2 separate regions of the Homo sapiens genome follow, and region 1 is linked to region 2. The links are chromatin loops, found by intact Hi-C in ENCODE. Cell type or tissue: dorsolateral prefrontal cortex. All regions are shown on one strand. Each heading gives the region's core, and the rest is flanking DNA. Links, peaks and the distances in the headings are about the cores only. Region 1 overlaps PARP8 (poly(ADP-ribose) polymerase family member 8). Region 2 has its middle 10 kb from the start of PARP8.

What was found. Hi-C counts contacts between places; a loop is a spot of excess contacts. Peaks named below come from ENCODE experiments on the same cell type or tissue, not always from the same donor. Only the 100,000 strongest peaks of a DNase experiment are listed, where the experiment ranks them.
Region 1: a loop joins it to region 2, with 4 times the contacts of the local background. A loop is called at or near these places in 14 of 110 quality-filtered maps.

Annotation. Positions count from the first base shown.
Region 1 is chr5:50,717,824-50,734,099 of GRCh38, forward strand. All of the region lies in intron 2 of PARP8 (poly(ADP-ribose) polymerase family member 8), which reads left to right. Among named protein-coding and RNA genes, the nearest start is that of PARP8, 59 kb to the left of the region's middle. In dorsolateral prefrontal cortex, for the core only: no CTCF peak of the experiment used is centred there; a DNase peak (open chromatin) is centred at 9,498; H3K27ac peaks cover 1,702 bases.
Region 2 is chr5:50,648,392-50,664,667 of GRCh38, forward strand. No RefSeq gene overlaps it. Among named protein-coding and RNA genes, the nearest start is that of PARP8, 10 kb to the right of the region's middle. In dorsolateral prefrontal cortex, for the core only: no CTCF peak of the experiment used is centred there; a DNase peak (open chromatin) is centred at 8,886; H3K27ac peaks cover 715 bases.

The sequences.
Region 1 (16,276 bases), core at 4,907-12,906, 69 kb after region 2:
AACTACTCATTGCTACTGAGAGTTCAGCTGTGACAGGGAGAGAGAAGTGACTGATGGATTTAGGATCATGGAGGTTGTTGATTATACTAACAAGCAGAAGCCCAGTTTGATTGGTTTAAAAGGAAAATGGAAACTAAAAAAATGGAAGTAGTGAGTATGGGGACTCTTTCAAGAAACGTTCGTAGGAAGTAGAACAGAGAAATAGGTTGGTAGCTTGGAAAAATTATACTAGGTTATATCAGAAAATAGATTATACTGGAGTGCTGATTATACTACAGTATGTTTGGAAGCTAATGGAAATGATCTAAGAAATAAGGGGAATTTTTAAAAATTTCACAAGTGAAGTTGAAGAGGTGAGAATATAATCATCAAGGAATTACACAGTTGTGACCAGTTGAAAATTCATATTCTGGGAGTTTGACATTAGGTAAGAGCTTTGATAAAACAATTTTAGTGTAAAATTATTAAACAATACAGGTAAATTAACCTTATAACTTCTTTCTAAGAAGCAATCTTGCATAATGACTTCTTGATAAAAATTGTAAATGTCTTATTGACTAAATAGAAACTGCTTTTAAAACCATGGAGAAAGCATATGTACACATATGTGTGTGTATGTGTGTGTGTATACGTGTGTGTATGTATATATATACAATTATATATGTAATTTTTCTCCCTGAAGATGTGCCAACAGTAATTTGGTTCAGTTTTTTTTCAGCTCCGACATATGAGTGAGAATATGTAGTCTTTGCCTTTCTGTGACTGGCTTATTTTACATAGCATAATGTCCTCCAGTTCCATCCATGTTATTGCAAATGACATGATTTCCTTCTATTTTATGGCTGAATAGTTTCCCATTGTGTATCTGTACCACATTTTCTTTATGCATTTATCTATTGATGGACACTTAGGTTACTTCCATATCTTGGCTATTGCTAATAGTGCATCAGTAAGCATGGGAGTGCAGATAGCTTTTTGACATACTGGTGTTCTTTCTTTTGAGTATATACACAGCAATGGAATTGCTGGATCATATGGTATTTGTATTTTTAGTTTTCTGAGGAACGTCTGTACTCTTCCATAGTGGCTGTACTAATTCCCACCAACAATGTACCAGGGGTCCGCTTTCTCTGCATGCTCACCAGCATTAATTATTGCCTGTCTTTTCAATAGAAGCCATTTTAAGTGGGGTGAGATGGTAACTCATTGTAGTTTTGGGTTGCATTTCTCTGATTATTAAGGATGTTGAGCATTTTTTCACATACCTTTTGGCCATTTGTATGTTGTCTTTTCAGAAATGTCTATTCAGACCTTTTACCCATTTTTAAATTGGATTATTTGACTTTCTTTATTGAGTTGTTTAAGCTCCTTATATATTCTGGATATTAATCCCTTGTCAGATGGGTAGTTTGCAAATATTTTCTTGCAAATATTTTCTCCCATTCTGTTGGTTGTCTCTTCACTTTGTTGATTGTTTGCTTTGTTGTACAGACACTTTGTAGCTTGATATAATCCCATTTATTCACTTTTGCTTTGGTTACCTATGCTTTTGATGTCTTACTTAAGAAATCTTTGCCCAGAACAATGTTCTGGAGTGTTTCTCAGTGTTTTCTTCTAGTAGTTTCATAGTTTCAGGTCTTAGATTTAAGTCTTTAATTCATTTCGATTAGATTTTTGTGTATGGCAAGAGATAGGGATCTAGTTTTATTTTTCTGCATATAGATATCCAGTTTTCTCAGCAACATTTATTGAAGAGACTGTCGTTACCTTAATGTATGTCCTTGGCACCTTTGTCAAAAATAAGTTGACTGTTAATGCATGGATTTATTTCTGGGTTCCCTATTCCATCCAAATATTGGCGGTGTTTTTGGCTCCTGTGTTGTAGATTTTAAGAGGAATCATATTAAAATGTGTGGCTTCCTTTTTCTTTTAGAAGTTTGGTAGTTTAAAAGAATAAAGAGAGAAGTTATAAAAAGAAATATTTTCACAGCTTCTCCAGAGAAAGAATACCCGTTGGTAACAAAACACGCAGTACATCTTCAGAAATGATTTTCATTATGAAAAGTCAAAGCCTATCCTAGATCAGTTTTATGCTGTTAATTGAACTTCTAAAAGACTTAAGAGAACCTGTAGTGTCTTGTCAGGTATAATTGTTATAAAGCATAAAATCCTCAGGCAAAATTAAAAAAAAATCTGACATGCTTCTATCCTTGTTATGAGTCCCAACAACCACAATATATTAATTTTCATTGGTGGAGAACCTTTCAAAAGCAATATGTTTAGGAAATCTTCCTTTATTGCTTCTTATATAATGAAAGCATCCTTATATTGTTGTTTGCATTGCTTACATGAAAAGAGACATTTGATTTATCACTGTCAAGATCTAACTCGCGGCAGCAGTTTGCATTCAGTGGGGATTTGGGAAGTAGTACGTTTTGGGCCCCTCTTAACTCCTTTTGTGTGTTCTCAGTTCTTAAAGCTGCACATCACAGTTTGTTGGCAATTATAATAATAAAAAGCTGGTGATAACATCACCCTGAATAAGAAGTGTTTTCCTTCTGCTTTAGGTCTTTCAGGCCTGGTCTGATCACTCTATTCAGCAACCCTCAGCCCTCTTTCAGCTCGCCTCTTCCTTATGGTCCTGGGTGGTATCCCTGTTTCTGACAAAAGGGAAGAATGGAAGAAGAAGGTGGCAGAGACATCTGCCAGCTGCCTCTGAAAGGAAGATCCCAGAAGCTGTGGCAGAATACTTTTGTTTGTACCATACTGGGCAGAACTTAATTATATCATAATTCTTTAGAGCAGAGGAGCCTGGGATATATAGTCCTGATTCAGTGCACCATATTCTAAGCTAAACATCAGGTTTCTATAGAAAAAGATGTAAATAAATATCGGGGTCAACTAGTAGTAACTGCCATACTCCTGACGCCACAAAAGCCTGCTTTTCCATGAAATACACCATGCTTTTGAGCTGACCTTTGCTCCTCCTCTTCCCCTTACCATAACTATTTGACATGGAATCTTTGAAAATGGGAAAGGGGCATCTCTTCTTTCAGACCAACCTGTGCTAGGTTGCAAGTCTTATTGAGCAGAACACAACTTAGATAGCCACTTCCTGGGAAACCTTCAGCTTGGAGCCCTTGTGCTCCAAGTCTCCAGGGCCATACATGACAGGCCTGTTTCTTTGTTCTGATACATCTCCTGTGTCCTCTGCTACATGTCAGGAGAAGGTCATCTAATGATCCAATTAAAATAATTGTTTTTTTTTTTTTTACCTTCCTTAGGGGGTGTGTATGAAATATTTCTGAGATGGGATAAAGTATTTTCAGTCATCTTATAGCCTTCAGTGTGAAACTTTCCAATGGCAGCATTCCTGATCTTAAGAAAAGTCTGTCTCACCTGCGTATAGTTTTCATTAGGAGGCTGCAGCTGGGAGTGCTTCCTCTGAGAAAACATGTCATTTAAACACCAATGGGTGCAGGAGACTACAATTTCATCCCCCATCACCCCAGGTAGAGTTTGTAATGCTACCATATTTGAGATGATTTATTGGCATATAAAAATTGGCCAGCTATTTCAGAAGCATTAAGTTATTGTGCCTTCTGTTGTAGTCCATGTATTTTGTAATTTATCTCAGAGTTCAGAACTGACAGAGTTGAGAGAGAATATTCAATTCAGTGAATCTTCCCCTCCCATTTTTTTCTTAATTCCAAAAGTCAAGGACCTGTGACTTACTAAATAACCGATTGTATTGTTCTGTGCCTTTCATTTCTGTGGCCGATTAATTCAAGTGGGTGGAGTATAGCTGCAACAGCCTCCACTATCAGAATGAGATTGATGATGTTCTGTGGCTGAACCTGTCTCCCTTTTGGTAACTCTTTATATTTTATTTTTAAACATACTAGTGTCTTATTTAGCTAGAAAAGGTGAGTGAATTAATAAAAGAGCTTTCTCATTAGTAGGAAAAAGTTCTTATTGGTTGGTAAGAACTCATGCCTTTGTACGCAAAACTTAATGATTAAAAAACTGCTAAAGCAATTCTGATTTTTTTCTGTCTTCTTTTTACAGGTAATTCTTATAAGATACTCTGTTCTTCTTTTTATATTTTATGTTCTCCTGTATCTATATCATGCCCTAAAAATGTCGTAGCTTTGTAATAATATTAAGAAACATGACTAAGTAGCTGAACCAAATTTTATTTTGTGTGCCCAAGCTGTTCCCTTTTTTGTGTGTCCAATTAAAATATGTTACAGTTTTCTTAGTGAATGTTTTATTATAATATTTGAAGGATGAGGGACAGCTGGACTGAGTAGTTGTTTTTGAGAAAGTTTTAAGGCTTATGGAGATCTGCTTTAAAATTATATATAGTTGTTTTTCTTTGCCATTCATTTCTCATTTGTGTCACTGCCGCTGAAAACTGAAGTTCGATAGTTAAGGAAAGAGTTTTTCAAGTAAATATTAAGGCATTTTATAATAAGCCAAATGTATGACTAAGGTTAAAAGATATGGTATATACTTCTATGTGTTTACTAATCCCTCTCCCCTCGGGCACAGCTATGTTCCATTTCCCAGCTTCCCTAGTAGTTTGCAGAGGAGGATGAAGCCTTAGCCGATAGTGGGACACAGCAGTCAGCCAGCCTGGGTCCCTCAGTGACTGTATGGAGCTGAGTCCCCCACTCTTCCTCATATAATATGATGTGTACAAGAAGTCAGCCTGTATTGTGTTAAGTTTTTGAAATCTAGGTTTATTATAGTATTACCTAATGTCATATCAGAATTGTTCCAAAAAACTATTTGCTTCTCAGACCGTTGGGCCCCTGGAATCCAACTGTGTGCCCTGGAGGAAATAGAAATGGGATTTGGTGAAAATAGAGTGTTGTCTCTGACAGACATTTTGTTAAAATGTTCATGTGTGGATGTTATATGTGCTTAAAGATTCTATGCATCTGGTATGACCCCAGCTCTCTCCTAACCCTGTAATGTGGTGCGAGTTGTATACTCACTAGGAGTGTTTGGGATAGTCCAGCATCAAGAAGATATTTCAGTTCACTCTACATTATGAATATTTCTGCAGCAGATAATTAACTTCTCTAATTGTGTTGCTTTATAGCCTGCTTACTGGAATGATCTGTAATGCAGCTTGGCAGCAGTGAATAGTTATCAGATGCCATTTGAAATGATTTGCTGATTAAAGATGAGAGTTATTAAATCTTGCCCAGCCTTTTCACTTGGTGAATGTTAAAATATATTCTCGCCTCTTACATATGATAATAGCTTTTCCTTTACATGCAAATAGTAGTAGTAAGCTAAACATTTCTTTCTCTTGAGAATCAACTTTTAGATGACTTGAATGATAAATTTTTGATAAATTAAAAAATATTTATAATTGTGTACATCGAAAGTCTCATGTTTTACAAAACTCACTCCAGAATTCTAGAGTGAAGTCCTGTCTTTCTTAGGAAGCAATGGAAAGGTATTAAATATCTCTCAAGTGTTTAATTCATTGTATTCTCTACTAGGTATAGATTGTTGTCTCTCAGTTTCTAAATTAAACAGTTGCCTTCTCAAGACTTTGGTGATGATGATTATGATGATGGCAATTACAATATTAATATGACTGAGTGTTTGGATATCAAAGATGAGAAGAGGCCTTTCCTTTCTAAAAGAAGTGATTTTTTTTGTGTGTGGTTGATTTGTATTTAATTTCATTTAGGTAGGTTTGGTTCTGGATGGATACTAGATTTTTGTGCTAATTGTGTCACCTTCTTATTGTGTGACATTAGATAAACCTCTTAACCTCTTTTTACAATTAGAGGAAAAACTAAGTTCTTAAAGGTATGTAGAAAGAACATCAAAAGACAAAACTAAGTGACTGAAAAGGAAACATAAGAAAAAAGTATATATTAGTAAGGAATATTTTCAGATTTTGCCAAACAGGCTTTTTACTATTCTTTATTAGATTTAAAAAATATTCTTTTAGGAGGAAGGTGAGAATTATTAAAAAGTTTTCTACTTGGTCAAAGTTTTAAATTCGTGAGGCATTGAAATTATTTTCTAAAATTTGTTGATGAGAAATTTAGTTTTCCTTTTAAATATTAAGTAGAGAATTTGAAATCCTCCAGGAGAAATTATTCTCTTTAGGCAAACATTCATTTTTAAATTAAAAAAGAATCATTTTCACAAAGAGAGGGTCTTGCTGCATTCCCCAGGCTTGCCTCAAACTCCTGGGCTTAAGTGGTCCACCCTACTCGGCCTCCTGAGTAGTTGGGACTATAGGCATCCCCTCCTTCAAACATCTAACTGTAAAATGATGTGCCTATAAATATTCTTCAGGACCAGCTGTAGAAATTCTTGAAAATACGATTGTCTGTTTATATTATATGCCTTTCCTTTCTGCTTTTGGAATGAACAAATAAATATAGCTCAGTGAAATTATATTATATATGTGAAAATTGATTCTTTACTTTTACCTACCTCATTAAGCATGCAAATTGCTAAGTTTTCAGTAGATGCATTTAAAATAAATTATAGCTAATCAAATGTGTTGCTTTATTTCCTTTTAAGTGACACAGTGTATGTGCCAGCACAGCAAAAGAAAAAAAAATCAGTTTGGTTATTCTTTACTGAAAGCAGAAGTTGATTGGTTCAGGGAAAAAAATTGTAGCTACATGAATTGATATGTAGATGAGTTTCCACAATTTGTCAGAAATGGCTGCTTATGATGTATGGTGAAATGTAAGATAATTCTTTCCTCTTCTGCCATCTGTCTACAATTTATTCTTTTATTAAGGAATGTATTGTAATTATGTTGTTTTTAATTTTTTTTGGTAAAAGCAATACATATTACAATTTTGACTATATTATGATGCTCTCTTTTTATTGGTTTTTGTTTCAGTAGCTTTGGGGGTACAAGTGGTTTTTTTTTGCATGGATGAATTACACGGTGGTGAATTCTGAGATTTTAGTGCACCTGTCACCTAGGTAGTGTACATTGTACCTACTGTGTAGTTTTTTATCCCTAGACCCCCTTCCTCCCTCCCACTCTGAGTCTCAAAAGTCCATTATATCACTCTGTTTGCCTTTGCGTACTCGTAGCTTAGCTCCCACTTTTAAGTGAAAACGTATGGTTTTTGGTTTTCCACTCCTGAGTTACTTCACTTAGAATATGGCCTCCAGTGCCATTTATGTTGCTGTAGAACACATTATTTTGTCCCTTTTTAGTGGCTGAGTAGTATTCCATTGTGTGTGTATGTGTATATATATATATATACACATATGTGTATGTATACTATATATGTATAGATATATGTATGTATGTATATGTGTGTATATATATATATATAAAACATGTTCTGTATCCACTCATTAGTTGATGGGCACTTAGATTGGTTGCACAATATATTATGATACTCTTTAATATATTTTATTTAACATTTGTATTGTTTTAAAGTACTTAAATGCCTTTTAATTTTTGTCGATGTAATAGTTTAATACCAGTAAAATAAATTTCATTATTTTACATGAACAATCTTACATGTTTGTGTTGCATCAAATGATGGCTAATGTCTAAAGTAAGAAAAGGCAATTAATGAATTATTCATCTGTACTTGTAGCAAGATACTTAGTTATACACAGGTTCAAATAAAAATCTTATGTTTAAATCCTCACTTTTAATCTGGGAAAATATTGGCTAAATATTGCTCCCTAACATGAATGCATGTTCGGTCAGGGTATCTGTGAAATTCAAACATATTTCATGTGTTCACTGCTAATATGGCTGTCAATTAAAGCAAAATTAGTGGGCTAGCTAACAGAAGTTAAAAGATATTTTTTAAATTTGCTGATTGTTTTTTCCATGGCAAACGGTTTCCATTATTTATACAGTATACAACACTTGTGCTCAGGCAACTGTCTGTAGTTTAGTTAAATTGCAATAGAAGTAGATCTGCTGGATCTTAAGATAGTCTTTCTAAAATATAATCAGTGTGTTCTTCTCTGTTGGTTTTTGTGTTTTGAAATGACACTGCTAATGTTGGCATTATCAGCTTGTAAGCAATACTGCTTAGATAGTATACAAAGTTAGTTTTTCTGATTTTGTGCATATACACAAGATTTCCTTCAAATCATGACCGGAGACGCATCCTGTAGAGCCTGAGCTGTTTATGGTTATGCTACCTACTCCTATGGTATTGTGATGCCTCATTTTTGAAAGCTGACAACTTGATTGCTTTATATGTGGTTATTCCACAGCTTATGCCATGTTGTTACAAGTCGTCCTCCTCCCTACTTATTTTTTTTTTAAATTTTTTATTTTTTTATTTTAGCTGTGTGTCAAACAGACCTGGGTTTGAAGCTTCACTTTAATTCCCTTAGTAGCACAGTGACTTTGGGAGCATTTCTAAACTTGGGAGTCTGTTTCCTCGACTATACAATAACAGTGAATTTATGGTGTTTTATTTAATGATGTCATTAAGTGCGTAGTACAAAAAAGGTGTTCAGTAAAAATCTATCCAATGGAGGATGTATGTGTAATCTAGTTCATTAGCTACTTTTCAAGCTTTACTTTTTTTCCCGCATTTTACAAATATGTTTTTATTGATAGGAGTACCTCAGATCTGATCACGAACTCTAAGAGGGGAAGCTGCTTTTTCTTGTTTAGCCACATGATTAGCATCACTAACCACTGTAAAGCATATTGTATATTGCCAATGATGTGTCAATTAAAAATCCACTGGGAACAAAGCCCCATTTAACAAAGTTGTCTTGAGCACAGCGATGATTGAGGAAATTCCTTTACCCCAGTGTGGGAAATCCCACAAGGGAGCTGTTTTGCCCACTGGTCTCATGTAGACTTGCTGGCTCCTGAATATTCTCTGAGAAGGGCAAAACCACTGGGAATTGTGCAGGCTGGTCATATGCAAGTACAAAGGAGACGGTCTAGGGCCTGTCAACTGTGGATCATCTCTGTCCTCATGCTACAGGCCATTCTGCTTGCTTCTAAAGCAAGACTGCTTTATTTGGTAGGTTGGGTGGAAATATTGTAGAGGAAATTTGTATTTTAGAATAACACATCTCTCTGTTTCCTATATTAATTCTTTTTGTGGAAATAACCCAAAGATTGTGTCGTTAGGAACTACTCTCTCATTTGAGGACTAGGCCATCTCATGCTATCTGGTAAAGATGACATTTACAGTCATAAATCAAAACCATCTGAAATTTTCCAGGGTCTTTCTGAAGGTTGTGAGAAAAACACAGGCAATTCCTTTGTATAGTAGTATTTTGTGAGGGACAGGGCATAGCTCTGATAATAGTTTTTGGTAATCATTTTATCTTTAGTTTTCTACCTATCAGTGGGCTGTAGTATTTTTATGACTTCCTTTACCCTTCTTTAGATGAACATTTGAGATACTTCCTTGTACTAAGAACTGCAGGCACATTTAGACACGTTGTGAGTCAGACCTGGCTTTTGCGTGCCAACTACTCCCTTCTGTTGTTGGAGTGTACCCAGTCCCCGCTCCTGCTCCCACTTCCCACCCGGACTTGGTGTTCTTTTGAAAAAATGGACATGGATCCACTCAAACTTTGTCCCTGTTTTCATATTTTTGTTCTTTGTTTAGGTAGTATGTCAACTGCTTTGATCCAGCTTTTGGCCAGAGTACGTGTGGACTATATTGTTCAAAAGTAAAATACTTCTGTTAATGTACATGGCTTGTAGGCTTGTTTTTAGTTAATTTTGACAGAATGTGTGAATGTCAGTTATGGTCTATACCTTCCACTGTGCCAGGGGCTACATAGAGAAATAAAATATAATAACCACTAAAGGGAAGTTTGGATTCTACATTTAATTTGGAACTATAAGGCTGAAAAAGTGAAAATTTTGAAGAATGAGGATGGTATATTCAAATTCCGCAATTATTTTCTTTTACTCATCCACGTATTTTTGTCCCATCATCGCATCCTGCAGGAAACTTTCCTGGTACCCTTTGTCAAGTTATGGGGCCCTTATGTGATGCCACAATACATGGTGTGGTCCGCCTTCAGAGTTGAAAATTACAACTATAATTTTCATTTATTTGGGTGATACTTTAATTGTGTTTTCCCTTGCTGGACTAGAAACTTCTGAATTCAAGGCCCCTGTCTATTTTTACTTTCCACCTGTGTTGGCACAGAGTGGGTCTTCAGTAATCATTTACTTCATAATTGGTTGAATGAATGTGTGAGTTCCAACTACTAATGATCAGTGAGAGTTAATTTTTGAATTCAAAATTCTTGCCAGTGCCGAGACCTTGGGAGTGCCAGCATTGATTGCTTCTGTGTCATTTTTCTAGGTAGAAGTAAATGATGGCTTAAGTATTTCCTATCAATTCTAATGAATATTTCTAAGGCATTTCCCTGTTCCCTTTATTAATTGACAACATCCAGTGCAGAAGCTTCATTGATATTGTAATTTTAGAGTTGGGTATAAGTGATGAATTGATGCTATTGCAATTAGACTGACTTGAATTTATCTGTGAATTAGCTCATAAAAATGATTCTGTTGATCTTAACATTTTGAGTTTTGAGAAGGTTTTAATAGCATTTTGATTTATCTTTTAAAATTGACATCATTTTCATTTTTTTGTCTCTATGACATTCAGAGTGCAACTTAATTTGCAGTTTATCAATCTGTCTATTGTTATGGTGGGCCCTTGTTTTCATAGGAATCACACGTTTAAATTAAGGTCCCATAGTTTCCTCAGTTCCTAAAGAACTACACAGAATTTTTTTTTTTTGGCACCCAAATAAGTCAGTTACTGCTCTCCCAGAATTCGTTGTCTTTCCTTTCCTTTTTTGAGACCACTATTAGAAATATGTCCCAAAGAGAAAACAAAACTAATATTTTAATATTTAAAGTATTTTAATATCAAGGAAGTTAGCTGTTTTTGAGTTGATAACTTCTCCATCAAAGTTTAAAATGTTGCATAATGTATAAAGTATAATTTTGATGTCACTCTTAAAATGAAATTGTATAATAAATATTTTAGACTAAGTTTTTCCATATTTTATATTGGAGATATATATGTACCTGAAAAATACTTAAAAATGTGATGAGACAAATCAAAGATGTTTGTTGATGTTGAAAAAGGCAACTTATTATCTAATTTTTATTGGAACTGACTGAGAGTTAAACATTTTTTCTCATAAATTTACTTAGATATGTGATAATTTTATGGTCCAGTCTTATGGAACACATTAGTGTGCGGTTGTTCAAAATTGCTCCTCTTCTAAAGTGAAAATCTCATTCACCTAACAAAATAAAACTAGATAAATTTTTGTTTTCCTACTGCTTTGGTGACTATGAACTAAGTAAAAATAGTTTTTAGTAGGGTCATCTCATTGTTATAGGAACTCTGGATAACTAATCAATTTGCAAAAGTAATGCCAAATGGAGTGAGATATGCCTCCTTTCACAGAATTTGCTTTGCTAAGGAAAGAGCATACAGGGGAAAAAACTTTTTTTTCACACTTGGCTATTTAATACATTGCATAATTGTTTTAAATTGATTTCTGATGAGTTGCTAAATATGCTGTACAAACTGAATTAAACAAGTGTTGAAATGATAAAATGTAATGAAAGGTATTTGGACCAAAGGAGAACTAAGTTCTGGACCAAGTGCTGTGTAACTAGGACAAATTGATAGACCTCTCTGAGCCTTAATATTCTTGCGTGTAAAATAAAAGGAACAGATAGATGGTCCATTTTGTAACTCTAGGTCTGTGAGTGTTCTGGGAATAAATTTTGTTTTTCTTGCCGTTCAGAAAGCTTACTCTTTCTGAGTTATTTCTTTTCAGTTAGGTGTGAATATCTCCTCAGGCATCTTCCATCCATCTCTTCAAGATTAGCTGTCTCAAATGTTTTTCCTTCTCTTCTTTACTGATAAATTTGGACTCCTTCTTGACACTGATGACAGCTTCAGTATCCTTCTTGTCACCTTGCAGACTTTAAACATAAAAATACTCATTGGTTTTAAAAGGAAAAAAGTATACATTAGGACTATTAAGCTTGGCCTTGAAACATTTTCTATCTTTTATTAAATGTCGGTTAGCTGAACAGAATTCATTTTACAATGCAGAGTGAGAAAAGAAGGGAGCTATATGCATTTGAGAATGCAAGCATTGTCAAATAAACATTTTAAATGCTTTCTTAAAGTGAGCACATACAGAAATACATTAAGATATTAGAAAGTGTTTTTGCTTGTGTACTACTAATTAGGAAGCACCTTGTATAGTTCCTCTTCTAAAATTGAAGTAGATTTTAAAAACCCATGTAATTTAATTGAGCTCTCAGTTCAGATTTTAGGAGAATTTTAACAGGATTTGGTTTTGTCTAAATTTTGTCAATTTTTTTAGTTAATCTGTATAATTTTATAAATGTCAAACTGTATTAGTCCGTTTTCATGCTGCTATGAAGAAATACCCAAGACAGGGTAATTTATAAAGGAAAGAGGTTTAATTGACTCACAGTTCAACAGGCCTGGGGAGGCCTCAGGAAATTTACAATTATGGCAGAAGGGGAAGCAACCATGTCCTTCTTCACATGATAGCAGGGGAGAAAAGTGCTGAGCAAAAGGGGGAAAAGCCCTTTGTAAAACCATCAGATCTCAAGAGAACTCACTCACTATTATGAGAACAGCAGCATCGGGTTAACCGCCTCCATGATTAAATTACCTCCCACCGGGTCCCTCCTATGACACGTGGAGATTATGGGAACTGCATTCAAGATGAGATTTGGTTGCGGACACAGCCAAACCATTTCACAAACCAATTCTTATTTCTTAAAAAGAGCTGATGTGATTCAACTGAATGTATTATGTGCTAATATGAACCAGTACATTAGTTGATGGAATATTTATTGAAAACCAGAGATTATTGAGATATTTTTGTTATATTTTAAGTGATTTCCTTTGAAAATAATTTTATACTTTTTGAATAAGATTAAGTTGTTTTGTTAATAATGATCAAAGGTGAGGGTTAATAGATGAAGAAATTACTGCATAAACTTAGGCATATTAATCAGAAGACAAGGAAGTAATGTGCAAGGGCAGATTACCCAGTGAAGTTTGGCTCACATGGGGCAGTAACTTTACACCGTTGACTGCATGTTCAGGAATACTTTGAGCAAGAAAGATTAGATCTTGTCACAAACTAATCAGAAGTTTCTTGCCGTAAGCAAAAAAGGTCAGTGCGAAAAATCACAAGAGGCTGAGTGACTTAGAGGAAATGTCAGAAAACCTGGCTCTGCTTCTGGTTCCGCATGGAATTGAATGAGTCTCTTTAAATTTATGTTTGTTCATCTGTAAAATAAGGGATGTGCAACTGGGTGATTTCTGACTTCTGTTCCAACCTAACACTCTGTGAAATCAAGATCACATGTACATTTTTTTCCAAATTTCCAAAATTTTTATTCTTTGGCCTTTAGAGAGTGAAATCAAAAATCTCTCAATTTTGAATTTCTTTTTTCAATTGAGTTCTCTTTTGCTCTTCTGTCCAAAAGAATGAGTGTGTTGGTCTGTTGGACTTGAGTCAAATGAAAATGTAAAATAGGAAATTCATAGCAGTGTGCATTTGCTTGTACAGGTCTGGCTCATCTAAATCTGGGAAATATGGTAGAGTTTAAATTTATTTATATGCTAAAGAAGAAAGATGTGCTTGTACCCTGAGTAAAGGGTCGCTAAACAGCTTTTTGTTATTTCCATTGTAAGGATATATTCATCCTGATCGTAGTATGATGGGAAATGTTATTTTTTTGGATGCAGTCGTTGGGAAAGCATGAGGTATAGGACTCAACCCTTTGGTATATATTTATAGATTTCTTACTATACTCAGTTATGCATTTGCTTAATTACAGAACTTAGTCTCATGAGTAATCTTCTTAGGTATTAAAACTTGAAATATATAGGTTGGATACAGCTCCTTATCTAGAATTTCTGATTCTTAAAAGCTCTGAAAATTCAAGCCAGGTTATTTTGTAAATTTGCTCCAAACATATTTAGCGGTAAACCTATTCGAACAGACATGAGATTATATAAAGTTTGCCCTCTCCATAAATATCCCATACATTTGCCACATAGTGGGAGTGTTCATGCATCTCCCTACGGATATATTATTGTTTTTAATGACACGGTTTCTTACTGAGGGTTTTGTGTAAAATATGCCCTCGATTATTTTTCTAAAAAAAGGAAATTTCTGAAATTTGAAGCACATTAGGCCACCAGGGTTTCATATCACAAACTGATGGTAATTAAAAGTTCAGATAATGACAATCTTTATCATCATAAATTTTCCTGAAGAATTAGTATGTGAACATGAGAACATTGGTTTCTTACTCATCACTGGCAGTAGAAATACAATACGATACATAGTAATTTAGTGAGTGGTTCTAAGAAAGATTGGAATTAGAATCTGGAAAAATGAATTATATACAATATGGAAGGGAACCTTATAACAAGCACAAAACATATGATAGTATTATCTGTAGAAATTACTGTATATTACTTATAATTTTTAAAACCAGTTTTAAGTTATAAATGCAAACAATATTTTGTAATATTTGCTAAAAACGGTTCAAAGAAAGTCTGAATAGAAGTAGTAGATATACCGACTGATATTTGCATAAAAAACTAATTAAAGCACTTCTTTGGAAACAGTATATAGTTGACTAATTTGGCTTTGAGAACATAGTAGTAAAAGTTGTTATTTTAATGATAATGTAAATGACATGCAATAGCTTTGACTCAGCAGATTGTATTTTTTTCTTTTTTTCCTTTTTTTTTGAGATGGAGTCTCGCTCTGTGGTCCAAGCTGGAGTGCAGTGGCGCGATCTTGTCTCACTGCAAGCTCCGCCACCCGGGTTCATGCCATTCTCCTGCCTCAGCCTCCTGAGTAGCTGGGACTACAGGCACCCACCACCACGCTCGGCTAATTTTTTGTATTTTTATTAGAGACGGGGTTGCACCGTGTTGGCAAGGATGGTCTCGATCTCCTGACCTCATGATCTGCCAGCCTTGGCCTCCCAAAGTGCTGGGATTACAGGTGTGAGCCACCGCGACCAGCCGTATCTTTTAAGTGTAGGAAATGAAACTGTGAATAGTTTTCACATAACAGTGCTTTTTTATTTCTCATCTGTGGTCATAGATGACATTAAAAATGGGTGAAAGGCCGGGCGCGGTGGCTCATGCCTGTAATGCCAGCACTTTGGGAGGCCAAAGCGGGTGGATTGCCTGAGGTCAGGAGTTTGAGAACAGTCTGGCCAACATGGTGAAACCCAGTCTTTACTAAAAATACAAAAAAATTAGCCAGGCGTGGTGTTGTGTGCCTATAATCCCAGCTACTCAGCAGGGGAATTGCTTGAACCAGGGAGGTGGTAGTTGCAGTGAGCCGAGATCGCGCCACACCGCACTCCAGCCTGGGTGACAGGCTCAAAAAAACAAAAAAACCAAAACAAAAAAAAAATAAATGGGCGAAAAACTTGCTCCTGACCTAACAGATGGTGCCTATTGGGCAGCTTGACTTTTAAAAACTGAAAATTCAAACTGTTAGTACCAATAGTTTTTTAAAAATACTTTTTTCTCTTAAAAAATCTTTTTCACATTTTAGAATTCTTGATGAAGTAGTTTTTTAAAGCCTCCTAAATGATGTCTTGATTTATTGACTTTAGCTAAATACCTTTAAATTATCAATTTTTGAAAAACTACACTAAGCTATAGATAGCAGTATTTATGTCAACTAAACTATACTCAGGGACAGAAATCGTGGTTGAATAATTTAGAAAATAGTTACTCAGTTATTGACTCAAAACCTCACAATTGTTGTATTAAATTGTATAAAAGGGCAATTTTTCTATATCTGTGGTAAAATCTAATGTTTTTACATCATATTCAAACTTTTTTTTTGTCATGTGAGGCTTCATTTTAGTATTTATTATGATTATTTCCTTCTTACCAAGCCAGATTCCCTACAGTTTCTTACAGATCTGGTTCCCCTACTTGTCCATCTTTTCCTTAAATCTCTACTACTTACTTGTTTCTGGTACGTTCTCAAATACTGCACACTTCCCTCCAAAAGCGTAACTTAAGTTGTCTTGTCTTATGTATAGCATTTCCTTATTTTCTTCATACCGTGAACAGTAACTGATAACTTTACTAATGAGGAAGATGAATTTAAGTGACATACTTTGTTATGAAAAATACTTTTGGAAGCATTCAGAAAATCCTATGATTTAATGTTGTTAAATATA
Region 2 (16,276 bases), core at 5,397-13,396:
CAGGGAAAGGAAAAGGATTTGGGCCTAGAATGTGGGGAAATTTTAGATGCTGCAGAAAGCCTTCTGGTGTCTTCTAGAATGGCTGGATTTTGGTTAAGACAAAGAAGAAGTAACTTTTCTTTTCATGGAGAACAGTAGCATACAGGAGTGTGGATAGTTTGATCATTTAAGGCAGGGATGTGAGGCTTGATGGAATATGTTGATAACAAAGATTCTTTGCTTGGCCAACTTTAGTCAGGCTTCTAAATCTTCAGCTAGGCTAAACTGTGCACTTCCTCGCAAAATCCAGCTTTAGCAAAGAACACTGCCAAGTTTACCAAAGAACCCCTCATTCTCAATATCTGATCAGGTTCTTCATTCTTCACCATTCTGCAGGTGATGTCTGATCACTCTGGCCAGTCTTCAGCAAGAATTCTTTTAGGTCAGTGTAGACAGAATCTCCCTTACTCCTGATGTTTCCTCTTAGTGATTTTCCATTCACTGACCCCTGCGTTGCTCCTGGGCTATAAATTCCCACTTGCCCATGCTGTGTTGAGAGTTAAGCTCATCTCTCTCCCCAGCTCCAAGACTGTGTTGCAGTGGTTCCTATATCTATGGTGATGGTCCTGAATAAAATTTTCTTTACTGTGCATTTAAAGTATCACTGAATAATTTTTTCTTTAACAACTATGGTGTTGAAACTCAAATAGGACAGATTCATCACTGGATCCTGGGCCTCTCACTCAGGACCCTAAATACATGCCTTTGAAGCCTTTGTTGTCATTTCTGACTGATTAGGGATCCACTGGTGAATCAGATTCCTGAGCCATTGCTCCAGACAAAAGCCCTTTGATGGCCAAGGACAGATTTTGAATCTTAAGGGATGAGTATTCTCTCTGAAGCTGGGGTACAGCCCCACGCTTCTTTTGAAAGGAATCCTCTGGGCAGGAAGGTCTTCGTGTGGGCTTCTTGTTCTGAGTGGGCAATTCTCTGAGTCCCTAGACTAGAAGTCTCTTCTTTCTGGCTTCCTTTTTCTGAGTGAGGGGTTATTCCCTGATTCCCTGGCCTATAAATTGTTCTTCCCGGCTCTCTATAAAACCTCTCTGCTCTTTCTCTTCTCTCTATTGGATCCTGCTTCTCCCATGGGAACTCTGTCACCTGAAACCCCTCTTCTCAAGTCTCTGCTGACTATTTCTCTGTCCACTCTTGCCAGACCCGTTTCTTTTCTGCTGAACTTCAGGACTCCTATCCTACCCTCCTTTGAGGGGGCTCTCAAGGGACTAAGAGGCCCCTCAAAAACAAGCACCTGGGGCTGATAATAGGAGAAAAAAAGAAACTATTTGGAAACTGAGAAAGCAAAAAAAAAAATCTTAAAAAACCTCCTCCACAAATATTGGTAAAAAGCTTTAGCCTTTGTTAGGTAGGTCAACTCAACTTATCCCTTTTTCCTCAGAAGCACAATTTGGATAACAATATAAAGTGGAGATAAACCAGCAAGTTTGTATTTTTGTATTACTCTGTTTTACTGCCTCATGGTTAAATTTTTTTTTTTTTTTTTTTGAGACAGAGTCTCACTTCGTTGCTCAGGCTGGAGTGCAGCGGGGCAATCTCGGCTTACTGCAACCTCCACCTCCTGGGTTCAAGTGTTTCTTGTGCCTCAGCTGGGCACCACCACGCCCCACGCCCAGCTAATTTTCATATTTTTAGTAGAGACGGGGTTATGCCATGTTGGCCAGGCTGGCCTCAAACTCCTGACCTCAGGTGATCCACCCACCTCAGCCTCCCAAAGTGCTGGGATTACAGGCATGAGCCACTGCACCTGGCCTGGTTAAAATTTTTTAAATGAAAAGTCCTAAGATCTGGTTACATCAGTCTATACGTTTGTGTATGTGTACGTGTGTGTCTATGTTATTGTGTTACGTATATGTGATATTTTTCTACCTCCGATGTTATTACCAAACTAAAATACCCAAATTGGCTAGGGATAAATAAACACTCAAACAAATAAGAATGTATAAAATTTTCAGAAAAGTAGAAACTGACTCAATATTTTTAAGTTCACATAATCTGGGGTATTCCTTAGTAAATAAAAGCTAGTTTAAAAAATATTGGTAAAATAAAAATAGAAACATTTTCAGAATTGTCAGCATACACTTATTTTACCTGGCTTTGCTGATTAGACAAGTTTGTGTTGTTACTGTTAGATGTTTAAGGCCATAAAACCATAAATTCAACCTAAGAACAGAATATATAGTAAAAGTAAATTGCTTAATTGCCTGGTGTATGTCTGCTGCAAAAGTAAATAAGAAAACATGTCCAGAAGGATTGTGAAAATCTTATCTTGTATGGTCTAAGCTGACTGAGATTGGATAGATTTATTTATGAGGTTTTATTATAACTTAGTTTTAGTAATACATTTATTCAAAAGTAGAATTTGATCTTCTCCATTAAAACGGTAGTTTTCTTGGAATGTTGGTCTGAGAATGTAAAGGGTATTTTTTTCCTCTTAAGTAATTGGCCTCAGAAACACAGACTCTGTTTCATCAAGATAATTTCCTGAGTTTCATGTTGTTTTATTAGGTTTTTGGTTACTTAAGAAAAGTGAGTCTTCTCAATATTAAAGGAGCTAAGTCCTTGTTCACAACTATGTAATCTGAATTTGCCTTTAAAATCTTTTAATGGAGCTTTTATTAAATAGATAACTATGGTCATATTTAATTGTTTTAAATGTTTTAAACTTTTTGACATTTTTGACAATCTTCCCAAAATCACATTCTAAATTAAGTCTTTTTGACCTCAAATTAACTTAAGATTCTCCATATTGGACCCTCAGAAAGCCACAGAGAATATTTTTTGTATGAAAGAGACATTAATAATAATAATAAATAAATAAATAATAAAAGAGACATTAAACTAATTAGATTTATTTAATATGTTAAATTATAAGTGTAGCAGTCAAATAATAAGTGATGCTAAGCCATCTTTAAGTATATTTATGGATATATTATTAAGTGTACAAAAATTGTATGAGATTCCTAGAAATCTAGTATGTTATCAGTCATAATTTTGGTTATTCTGTTAAAATGCTGTATGCCATGCTAACCAAATTTTCTTATAAATTGCATCATTGTAATGAACTCTCATTAGATTTTTTAACCATGGACATTTTAAGTCCTTGTCATCTGTAGACAGTTATTGTTTTAATTTAATTGTTCTCTAAAAGCATTTGAAATTAGCCACAGTCCAAAATGGCTTCTTCTTCAAGGAGATTTATGGAAAATAGTCTTATGAGTATTCTGGAATACAGGTTTCTGAACAACTTTGACATCATACCATTGGACTGGTAAGAATTTCCAGAACTCTAATAAAACTGATGGGTTCATGTAACTACTAACCCAAGATCAAGCAAAACAAGATTTAATTACATGGTACTGAATGAACTGATGAGAATAATTTTTAAAATGACTTTTTGTTTGTAACATTGCTTGTTCTTTAAATGTTTTGTTTTCCAGATTTGAGAAAACTTTTTTTTAAGCTATCTCTAGCTTACACCAATTCAGTAAAGAATACTTTTGTACAAAATGGAAACATTTACTTTTTCTCTCTAACTTATCCCTCCAGAATTTGGAAACTATTTGTGAATATTCTTATTTTTATGGCAATGTATTTATTTGCACAAGTTTAATAAGAATCTGTTGTCTTTGTAACAGGACAAACTGGAAACACAGGTTATATCACCAAGGCTTTGACTGAAACATCATGTTTTCAGATATGACCAGAAGGCTTTATGGGACTAAGGTTGACTTTATGGAACCAATAAAGTACCATCTTGGAAAAACTGGCTCTAGGGTTCCCAGACTTACAGGTGAGTAAAGAATATCACTTCTTGGCAGGTCTGGAAACCTTGGGGTATTTTAGGGACCTCAAGAAGAGAGTAATTTATCTAAATCTGTAAATGTAACAGGTGCAGACTAATGACAAGTTTTGGGCTTATATCCCAGCCTCAAGTGGCTTTTAAAAGTTTAATCTGACTGGAGACAGTGGCTCATGCCTGTAATCCCAGCACTTTGGGAGGCCAAGTCAGATGGATGAGGAGGTCAGGAGTTCAAGACCAGCCTGACCAATATGGTGAAAACCCTGTCTCTACTAAAAATACAAAAAATGAGCCAGGCGTAGTGGCACGCATCTATAATCCCAGCTACTCGGGAGGCTGAGCAGAAGAATCGCTTGAAACCAGGAGGCGGAGGCTGCAGTGAGCCAAGATCGCACCACTGTACTCCAGCCTGAGAGACAGAGGGAGACTCTGTCTAAAAAAACAAAAACAAAAAGTTTAATCTGAGATTTCTTATCTGACAAACGCAACCTTTAAAAGAGCCTAAATGGTCAATCACTACTCTTACTGCACTTGTGTACATAACCAGTACAAGTTTAATGAGATTAAACTTATTTAGCAAACAAATCAATCTGACTTTGATTATCTTTGACAGAAATGAGAGTGAATATAGAGATAAAAGTTATGTTTTGGGAGAAAACTGCAGTGCACCCAATATTAGATTCTAGCCCTGTTTTTTTTTTTTTCCTGAGGTTTTATTATCTACCTGCAATCTGCAATAGATCCTCGATTTTTCTAGTTTACTACAATAGCTACAACACTCCAAATTAATATTTCATTTTTTTCCTGCTATTCTGGCTTGGAATCACTAAAATTATAAACTTTTCTTTTCTTGAAGTCCTTCAAACTGAAACTGGATGACTTGACATAAGCTTCAGAAAAATTACCACAACAGCTTGTGTGTGGCCCATCTTTATGGCTTTCAAACTGCAAACTAATCCAATGCCTCTTCTCACTCCAACTGAAGATACTACAAGCCCAGCATCTAGAAATTTTACTGATCAGCTGCCCTCTGGACTCAGAAACTGTCTTTATAATTCGTTCCAACTATTAATCTTTTTTAATTTTATTTTTATAGAAACTAAACTTCCCACATTGAAGGCCTGATAGCTCACACTATCCAGGAAATATCCTCTGCTACCAAGTCCCAACAGATGATTCAACTGGTCCTTAATGAATAAAAGGTGATCAAACAAGAAAAGAGACTTATATTGTTTGAAGGAAAGATGAATGTCTCTACTTTCCTTAAACAAGAAGTAGTACTAACAAAGATTCCTTGCTTGGCCAAACTTTAGTCAGGTGTCTATCTTCCTTGCAAAATCCAACTTTAACAAAGAACTTTTCTGAGTCAGTTTAGCAAGAACCCCCCATCTCCAATATCTGATCATCCTCCATATCTGATCAGGCTTCTCATCCTTTTATCATACCCCAGGTGATGTCTGATGACCCAGGCCTATCTTCAGCAAGAATCCTATTAGGTTGGTTTAGCCAGAATCTCCCTCTTCCTCCTGATTCTCTTGGTAATTTTCTATCCATTGACCCCTACACTGCTCCTTGATTATAAATTCCCACTTGCCCATGCCATATTTGGAGTTGAGCCCAATATCTCTCTTCAATGCAAGACGCCATTGCCATGGTCCCTATACCTATGGCAATGGTCCTGAATAAAGTTTTCCTTACTGTCTTAGTCTGTTATGTGTTGCTATAAAGAAATACATGATGCTGAGTAACTTATAAATAAAAGAGGTTTTTTTTGCTTATAGTTCTGCAGGCTGCACAAGAAGCATGGCCCAAGCATCTGCTTCTGGTGAAAGCCTCACGTGCTGCTGCATTCATGGTGGAAGGTGAAGGGGAGCTGCAGTGTGCAGATATCACATGGTGAAAGAGGAAGCAAGAAAGAGAAAGGGGGGAGGGGCCAGGTTCCTTTTAACAACCTGCTATTGTGGGAACTAATAGAGTGAGAACTCACTCTCCATCTCCGTCCAGAGAGTACATTACTCTACTCATGAGGGATCCACCCCCAAGACTCAAACGTCTCTCATTGGGGCCCACCTCCAACATTAGGGATAAAATTTCAACATGAGGTTTGGAGGGGACAAACATCCAAACTACAGCACTTACTATGCTTTTTTTTTTTTTTTTGAAACAGTCTTGCTTTGTTGCCCAGGCTGGAGTGGAGTGGCGTGATCTTGGCTCACTGCAACCTCTGTCTCCTGGGTTCAAGCAATTCTCCTGCCTCAGCCTCCTGAGTAGCTGGGATTACAGGCACATGCCACCATGCCTGGCTAATTTTTGTATTTTTGTAGAGATGGGGTTTCACCATGTTGGCCAGGCTGGTCTTGAATTCCTGACCTCATGTGATCCGCCTGCCTCGGCCTCCCAAAGTGCTGGGATTACAGCTGTGAGCCACCGCACCCAGCCTGTTTTGTAAATTCTTGAAGTATTTTGATTTGCACAAATTTGCCTATGACAGTTTCTTTCATGGATCACTCACTTTCATAAGAAGGAAGAAGAAAAATACATTTTTAATGGGTTTAAATTCACCAGGTTTTCCTACAAATGTTTTTCCATGGTAGTAACTAGGGATAGAAATATTCATTCCAATTCCTGGTTCTATTACTTTTTTTTTGTTAGTAATCTATAAGAAGTTTAAACAGATAGAGAAATTATTTTAAACACAGATTCCCCATGTGGGGCAGTCAAAAGGCCAAAGACCCAAGAGAAGAGAGCCAGATTCAAGGCAACTGAGATTAGCAACTGGGGAAAGAGAAGGCACTTTAACTGCTGTAATGTCAAGTAAGAAGTTTTCAAGAGCCCGTATACTGATAACACTTCAGGCTTTCATAAAAGCAAAACTCTAAATGGAAAACAACAAAGTGACTTTGAAAAGAGTGCTCCAATGCAGTTCCTTAATTCATCCAACTTGCATGTGCTGCTGTTGCTTTTACCATTTTATGAGTTACCATCTCAACAATCCTGGGAAGAACACTGCTCCTTTTGCAAACAGGTGAGGCACATCCTGTTCAAAAGCATTATAACTTTCTTTCTTTCTCTCTCTCTCCTTCCTTCTTTTCTTTCCTTCTTCCCTTCCCTTCCTTTTCTTTTCTTTCTTTCTTTTCTTTCTTTTTTCTTTTCTTTCTTTCTCTTTCTTTCTTTCTTTCTTTCTTTCTCTCTCTTTCTTTCTTGCCTTCTCTCTCTCTTCTTTCTCCTTCCCTCCCTCCTTCCTTCTTCCCTCCCTCCCTCCCTGGACTGACTTGACTTTCTTTCTTTCTCCCTTTTTCTTTTTCTTTTTTTTCTTTCTTTCTCTTTCCTTCCTTTCTCTCTCTTTCTTTCTTTCTCATTTTCTTTCCGTCTTTCTCTTTCTTTTCCTTCCTTCCTTCCTCCCCTCTCTCGCTCCCTGGACTTACTTTACTTTCTTTCTCCTTCCTTCTTCTTTTTCTCTCTTTTCTTTCCCTCCCTCTCTCCCTCCTCCCCTCCCTTCCTTCCTTCCTTTTTTCCTTCTTTCCTTCCTCCCTTCTCTCTTTCATGAATAAACTTTTCTCTATATATATTCATAGATTTGGAAGCAATGTGAAAATCTATTTGGTTCATGCCTCTGGTATTAAGCAGGACCACAGCTAAAATAACCTAGACAGAAAAGAAAAAATATGGCTAGGGCTGCCAACCTTTTTGTTGGAAGCTTGCTAATGTCAACATTACGGAGGCTGGTGTGCCAGGTGGTATGAGGAAATAGACTTGTACTATATAAAATATATGAGCTACTGGCACAGATTTAAAGTGGTGCTGCTGTTGTGGCCACACCTGGCCCTGATGGAATCAAGCTTAGATTGGGCCTGGCGTAGTTCTAGGGTAAACTATAGGATAAGATTGATTTGCTAGGACAGGTAATAACTTCCCTAGAACTGCAAGCATTTAATATAAAGTGACTATGCCACCTTCTGCCAAGTTTGCCATGCAAAACTATTGTTGAAGAATGCTAGCCAGCAGATATTCATCAAGTCATGTCATGCCTTCCCTTTCAAAATCTTTCAGTGGCTGAGAAATTTGGATTACTGTGCTTAATTTTTTTTTTCTTTTGAGACAGAGTCTCGCTCTGTCTCTCAGGCTGGAGTGCAGAGGCGCGATCTCAGTTTACTGGAACCTCTGCCTCCTAGGTTCAAGTGATTCTCCTGCCTCAGCCTCCCAAGTAGCTGGGACTACAGGCGCACCACCATATCCAGCTACTTTTTGTATTTTAAGTAGAGACGGGTTTTCGCCATGTTAGCCAGGCTTGTCTCGAACTCCTGACCTCAGGTGATCCACTTGCCTCGGCCTCCCAAAGTGCTAGGATTACAGGGGTGAGCCACTGTGCCCAGCCTGTGCTTAACACTGTCCCTTCATGATTTGATTTCCAGGTACCCTTACAGCAATATTCCTGTCGCCTTCATGCTTTTATATGGTGGCATGGCAAATATTTAATGGTCAGCTCTCTGGCAACAGAACAGAAGCCTTGCTTTGTACCGGCTCCAATTTCTGTGGTGTAAATACTCCCACCATGGCTGACATCCGCCTACCAATGTGAAATCCCTGAGTGTGAAGTTGGGAAGAGAAGTGCACAAGTGTTCTTGCAAGTTTATGTGAGCCAGCTCCAGCGCACCACTGTCTCTATGCCTCCCCACTACCTAGAATGTTCTTTACTTTCTCCACACCTAAATGTTCTTTACTTTCTCCACACCTACTCTTCCTTCCATACTCAGCAACTCTGACACCCTCAAACCTCCATCCCCAATTCAATCTGAGTTCTACGCCTCTTGTCTGTGTTCTATTTTGCACCTTGGAAGGTTTTGATCTTTCTTTCTTTTAACAAGTACGTATTGGGTGCTCTCTGTGTTTCACACATTAGCTTACGTCTGGGAGAAACACTGTTGAAGAGAGCAAATTACTCAGGCTTCAGGCACATTTGCTTAGCCTCTTACAAAGGCAGACAAGCAGTAAATGTGGTAAGTGCTATAACTGGGCTAAGAACAGAGGACGGGCACCGACATGGAGCATAGCCTGCAACTATAATTATTGCACTGAGAGAGTAAAATTAGAAGAAATCCAAACTGTGAGGAACAAAATCATCCTTTTTTTTAAATATGATTCACCCTCAAAAAGATGAGTGGCTATGCCAGATCCAGCCTAGGGAAATGCAGTGAATTGGTGTAGCAAAGGACTTTTAATCAGACTAGCAGTAGACCAATGAGAGATATTGCCTTCACCTTTCCCACGTGCTTCTCAACACAGAAATAGGTACTTGACTTGGGCTCAGCAAATCTTACTACCTCATCCACTTGGCAACAGTGCTTGTCCCAAAGATAGGCCCTTGATCCAAAGTGGGTAGCGAATGGTATCATTTTTATCCTGAGATTAATATTTAGAGTATGGAGAAAAAAAAGTTATCCTTCCCCCGCTGAGTTTACTAAACTGGAATGTCACAGATTTGGGATTACCAAATGACAATTTTCTCTGTTACTTAAAAGAAACTGCTGGCCAGGCAGGGTGGCTCACGCCTGTAATCCCAGCACTTTGGGAGGCCGAGGCGGGTGGATCACAAGATCAAGAGATTGAGATCATCCTGCCCAACACGGTGAAACCCCGTCTCTACTAACAATACAAAAATTAGCTGGGCATGGTGGCACGTGCCTGTACTCCCAGCTACTCGGGAGGCTGAGGCAGGAGAATCGCTTGAACCCAGGAGGTAGAGGTAGCAGTCAGCCGAGATTGTGCCATTGCACTCCAACCTGGTGACAGAGCAAGGCTCCATCTCAAAAAAAAAAAAAAAAAAAAAAAAAAGAAAGAAAAAAAAGAAAAAAGAAAACAAACTGCCAAACAGAAATGGAAAAGAGAAAAGTTCTGGTTGAGTTCCCCGTTCAATTGCCTGAGTCCCTGGGTCCTCCAGCTCTTGCTTTGTCTGCTAGGCCATCCAAGCATGCTTTACCATTGTACATTGTATCAGTCAAGAAACTGTATCTTGTCTTTGTTGGTTTGAGTTACAGTTATGTCATGCAACCAAATGTTTTCTGACAAATGCAGTGACCCTGGATGAGGCCTCAAGGAGGCAAGACTGGATTGTGACTGCCAATAAGAAAATGTACCCCTGGGAGGCACTTGTTCTGCTATTCCTTCAAGCTTCTCTCTCTGCCTTAAATCTGTCTGCATTCCCAGATGTCACCAAGCCCATGGGGCTTACAAATAGAAATAAGAGGAAGTCCCTATGCAGGGACTTACCATTTACTTGAAACAAATGAATCCAAAAAACGTGATAGAAAACTACCAGCTAAACTGGGGAAACAAAGGAGGAATTAGTCAATTGTATAGAAGGGTCAGGAGAGAATAAAAGTGGCTCCTTAATAATAATTAATTCTTTTTATTTATTTATTTATTTATTTTTTGAGACAGAGTCTCGCTCTGTCACCCAGGCTGGAGTGCAGTGGCACAGTCTTGGCTCACTGCAAGCTCCACTTCCCGGGTTCACTCCATTCTCTTGCCTCAGCCTCCCGGGTAGCTGGGACTACAGGCACCTGCCACCATGACCGGCTAATTTTTTGTATTTTTAGTAGAGACGGGGTTTCACCGTGTTAGCCAGGATGGTCTCGATCTCCTGACCTTGTGATCCGCCTGCCTCGGCCTCCCAAAGTGCTGGGCTTACAGGCGTGAGCCACCGTGCCTGGTCAATAATAATTAATTCTTATTAAGCAACTTAGATATTTCTTTTTGCCTGTGTTTATCTCATTTAATTCTCTTCTACAACTATAAAGAGATAGAAGCCTTTGTTCTCCTCATTCTTCAGATGAGAAAACTGAGATTTTATGTATTAAGAAATTGTGTAGCTTGCCCAAGTTCACATATCTAGGAGTTGCAGTCCATTTTACTCCAGTAAAAGTCAGAAGTTGAGTCTGTTTTACTCCAAATCCCAGTCTCCACAAGCCTTCTTGAGATAAGTGTTAAAATTGTTTGACACTTAATATCACAAAGAAAAATAATACAGAAGTTTCTACCTGAATTTTAAAAATATATTTTTGAAATTACATGGAATCCTGTTCCTAAGTAAGCACTGCAAAAATCAACCAACCAACTAAACAAACTCAAATGTTTAGTCAATTAAAACTTTGTGGGGCCAGGCACAGAGGCTCACACCTATAATTCCAGCCCTTTGGGAAGCAAAGGCAGGAGGATCACTTGAGCCCAGGAGTTTGAGAACAGCCTGGGCAACATAGTTGCACCCTGTCTCTACAAAAATTTTTTTTTTAAACTGGGCGTGGTGGCCTGTGCCTGTAGCTGTTTGGGAGGCTGAGGTGGGAAGATGACTTGAACCCAGGAGATAGAGGCTGCAGTGAGCCATGATTGTGCCACTGCACTCCAGCCTGGGTGACAGTATGAGACCCTGTCTCAAAAAGCAAAAACAAAAACAACATTTTGAAATGTCATAGTAGGCATATTACAGGCTTAAAATTATTAAGAGAGAAATTTATTTAACTTTATTTAATCTATTTTCCTCCAAACTTACTTGGACCTAGATCTGTTTTGGGAGAAAACCTCATTACATAATATGAAATTAATATACTATAAAACACTCTTGGGGAAATGCTTCTCTTTTGTAAAGAAAGCATGAAACTTTGAAAGTGAGTGCAAATTAAAATCAATCAATGCATGTATACTGTGTGCCTCCAACCTACTAAGCGTTGTTCTATGGGCTATTTAGGGGCAGTGAAAACGAAGTAGCAGGCAGAATTCAAGTCTCAAGTAATTTAAAAACTACAGCAATAAAAGACAATAATTAAGACCCCCTCTTGTGCATTACAGATGCTCCTCAACTTATGATAGGGTCATGTCCCAGTAAACTCATCATAAGTTGAAAATATCAAAAGGAGAAAATGCATTTAAAATACAAACGTACTGAGCATCATTGTTTAGCCTAGCCTACCTTAAATGTGCTCAGAATACTTCCATTTGCCTATAGTTGGGCAAAATCATCTAATACAAAGCCTATTTTATAATTAAGTGTTGAATATATCATGTAATTTTTGAATACTGTACTGAAAATGAAAAACAGAATGATTGTATGGGCACTTGAAGTAAGGTTTCCACTGAATGTGTATTGCTTTGACACCACTGTAAAGTTATAAAATCTAAAGTCGAGCTATCATAAGTTGGGGACCATTCGTGTGTTAAGATAGTCTCTATGGTAGCCTCTTCCATGGTTACAAAGATCAATAAAAACAGTTCCTGCATGCAAGGAACTTATAGTCTAGAAATGGGGAGTTCAAGGATGAGGGAAGATTAGCGAGTTGGAAAAATCAAGACAGATTTTTTTGAATAAGGTAGCATTTGGTCTGGAGTTGGCTTAAAAATTTTTTTTCTTTTCTTTCTTTTCTTTTCTTTTTCTTTCTTTTTTCTTTATTTTTATTTTTTAAGATGGAGTCTCCCTCTGTCACCCAGGCTGGAGTGCAATGGCGTGATCTCGGTTCACTGCAAACTCCGTCTCCCGGGTTCAAGTGATTCTCCTGCCTCAGCCTCCTGAGTAACTGGGACTACAGGGGCACACCACCATGCCCAGCTAATTTTTGTATTTTTAGTAAAGACGGGGTTTCGTCATGTTGACCAGGCTGGTCTCGAACTCCTGCAACTCAGGTAATTTGCCTGCCTCGGCCTCCCAAAGTGTATTTTTTTAAATTTTCTAACAAATAAAAATTTAAGGCTTTTGTGTAAGTAAAGAGTATCTATAACAGAAAATGAATTGCTATCTAGAATATATAAAAACTTCCTACAAATAAATAATACAAACAAAAAAATTCAATTAAAAAATAGAGGAAATGACAGGCAATCATACAGAGACTATACAAACTGTCAATAAACACTTGAAAAAATGCTCAATATCATTAATAATCAGGGAATTACAGACAAAAACAAGATGAATACTTTACACCTAGCTGGTTGAAAAAAAATTAAAGACGAATGGTATATACTGTTGGGAATGTTGCAGGGAATTAGGTATTCTCAAAAACAGTGGAGTATAAAATGATAAAGTAAATTTGAGAGCAATTTGCTTGTATCTATCAAATTTTTAAATTTGCCAGTTCCCTGTGAGCCAGCCAGTTCCCTGTGAGCCAGTCAATTCACTTCCCAAAGAAACTGCTGAAACTGTGCATAAAGTTGTGCATTTGTTGTAAATTGTTTTAATCACAAAACATTTTGCAAAAGCCAACATGATTGCAGAAGTACGGTTAACACTTATTATACTGCATTCATTCAATATCATTCTCTGCAGTGGCTAAACAGAATGAGCTAGATCTCTTTCCATGACAAAGAAAAAAAGCTCTTCAAGACAAGTAGAAAAATTAAGTTGTGGCCAGGCGCGGTGGCTCATGCCTGTAATCCCAGCACTTTGGGAGGCCGAGCGGGATGGATCATGAGGTCAGGAGATGGAGATCATCCTGGCAAACATGGTGAAACCCCGTCTCTACTAAAATGCAAAAAACTAGCCAGGTGTGGTGGTGCACGCCTGTAGTACCAGCTACTTGGGAGGCTGAGGCAAGGGAATTGCTTGAACCCGAGAGGTGGAGGTTGCAGTGAGCTGAGATCATGCCACTGCACTCCAGCCTGGCAACACAGCAAAACTCCATCTCAAAAAAAAAAAAAAATCAAGTTGTAAAACAATATATATTATGTAGTTCCATTAAATTATTATTATTATTTTTTGAGACAGAGTCACTGTGTCACCCAGGCTGGAGTGCAGTGGCCTGACCTTGGCTCACTGCAACCTTTGCTTCCTGGGTTCAAGCAATTCTTAGGTCCCAGCCTCCTGAGTAGCTGGGACTACAGGTATATGCCACCACACCTGGCTAATTTTTGTATTTTTAGTAGAAACGAGGTTTCGCCACGTTACCCAGGCTGGTCTCGCACTCCTCACCTCAAGCAATCCACCCACCTTGGCCTCCCAAAGTGCTGGGATTATAGGCATGAGCTACTGTGCCCAACCTAAATTAAAATTTATATGTATAAATCTGTCAACATATGTACATCTGTGTGAAGATATGAGAATGCAGTAATGCAAGACATTCCCACAAAGTTATTAACACTAGTTACCTCTGGGACGAAGAGTGAAATTAGGGGTCAGGATAGGTAAGAATTTTCACATTTTACTTTATGTACTAATATATGTCTTAAATCATTTGCGCTGAGAATATATTCATATAGTATTTATGTACTTTCTAAGAAAAAGAAAAAGAGGTATTCAAAAGAAGGAATTAATATGAATGAATACAAGCTAAGAATGAGTTTGTTTGCATGGCACAGTGAGGCATCTCATCTAATTATGGTCTAGAATGCTTCTAGGTAGAAAGGGGAATTAAAATTTTACAGGAAAAATGGATCTAAATTAAAGTGAAATTTGGAACTAGAAAGAAGAGTTAAGGTTTCATCCTGTAGCTTTAGTATTACCTAGGTTAGTTAAGATGCTAGAAAGGGCCATAAAACCTCAACACCACCCCTGTGCCGTCACATTTGACCTTAGTAACCTAACGGGGGGTATGGTAAGAACCAAAATGTGACAAATCCACAAAACATCACCTAAAGTTCTCCTTCAGCTTGTCAAGTTTATTCAAAGTTGACTTTGGTTTTTTACAGTAGACCTATCAGAAGAGGTCAGAAAAGTAGGATTAGTTTCCAAAGGCAGCTTTTTCTTTTCTTTTTTAAGAAACAGGGTCTCCCTCTGTCATCTCAACTAGAGTGCAGTGGTATAGTTACAGTACACTGCAGCCTCAAACTCCTGTGCTCAAGAGATCCTCCCAAGTAGCTAGCACTACAGGTATTCACCCACATGCCCAGCTAATTTTTATTTTATTTTTTGTAGAGACAGGGGTCTTGCAATATTGCCAAGGCTGGTTTTGAACTCCTGACCTCAAGCAACCCTCCCACCTCAACCTCCCAAAGTGCTGGGATTACAGGCATGAGCCACCACACCAGCCAAGCAGCTTTATAAGGAAAGAATTGCACACGTCCCTCTACTTAGAAGAAGGTAGTTGGGCCCTTAGCAGGCATTTTGAATTTTACGGATTTCTTTCCATTACAGAACCACCGCAAGCAGAAGCTATATCAATCTCATAATTAGAAAGAACTTTTCAGATCATCTTCCTTCCAGTGGCTCTCCATTTTTCTCAGATGAAATCCCACTTCCTCACCTTTGTTTAAAGGCCCTTTGTGGTGTCTTCTCACAGCAATGCCTCGGCCCCTACCTTGTCCCTCCTTCACTGATTCTGCCACAAAAGCAAACTGTCCCAGTGCTGTTTCCACATCCCAGCAAGGATGGTAGGCATTCCCATGGGCATTTACCACTGATGACACTATCATGCATATGGCAAAGAAGGCTGTTCCCCTCTTTGCTAATCCTGCCTCCTATCCTCTTCTTAATAACCATGGAATAGCAGAGGTCAGGCTTGTACTTTTCTTAAGACTGTACTAATGGCTGGGTCATTTGGGAAAGGAAGTTGAATGCAAGAAAGGGAAATATAACTGCCACTAGCAGAGGCTATTTTGAGAGTCCACAGGCTTCAGCCCTCCTCAAAATCCATCATAGGGCTTCTTGTCGGCTTCACTCCTGGCCTGCAGCCATTGGCGGGGCGGTTTACTTCCTCGTGTGGCTTCTGTACATATTTATTCCTTTAAGTTCAATTCAATTGCTGAAAGGTTTCAAGAGAGAAAAAAACTTCTTGTAGTCCATGTCTCACCTTAGATGAATTAACCCCTTTGAGCCTGTTTCCTCTTTTGTAAAATGAGAAAAATAACAGCTAGTATATACGGGTTATTGTGAATATTAAATGAGTAACTATATGTAAAGCTTTTAGAACAGTTTCTACCAGTTCTGGATAAATGTTAATGAATTCTGGATAAGTTCTGGATAAATATTAAGTTCTGGATAAATGTTAGTTATTAATACCCACATCACATTATTGAACTTAATGCCGCATGTCCATTACCTTATACTTCCGCAGTTGGGCCTTTTGGCACAGGCAAAAAATTTATATTTTTCACTAATAAATTATATCTGGTGGCTTTGAATCATTATTCTAAACCGGTGGAATTTTTTCAGTAGAGTCTATCATCCAACATGTAGATTATTATCTTCAATTTAGTTTGGGATACCACCTGAGTTCTCCCTCACTGTAAATATTGATTTTATTTATTTAACAAATTGGTGAAGGGCCTCTTATGTGCCACGTTCCTGAATGCATGTGTGTGTATGTTGTATACTCATGAGTGTTTAAGGAGAGATAGAACTGTTTCATCTCAAAGGCGCATATAGTTTTTGATAAGGGAAGTATGTTGAGCACACATAATATAAACATTTAAATATTCGGAGATGGGGCAAGGTAAAGAAAGGATCCT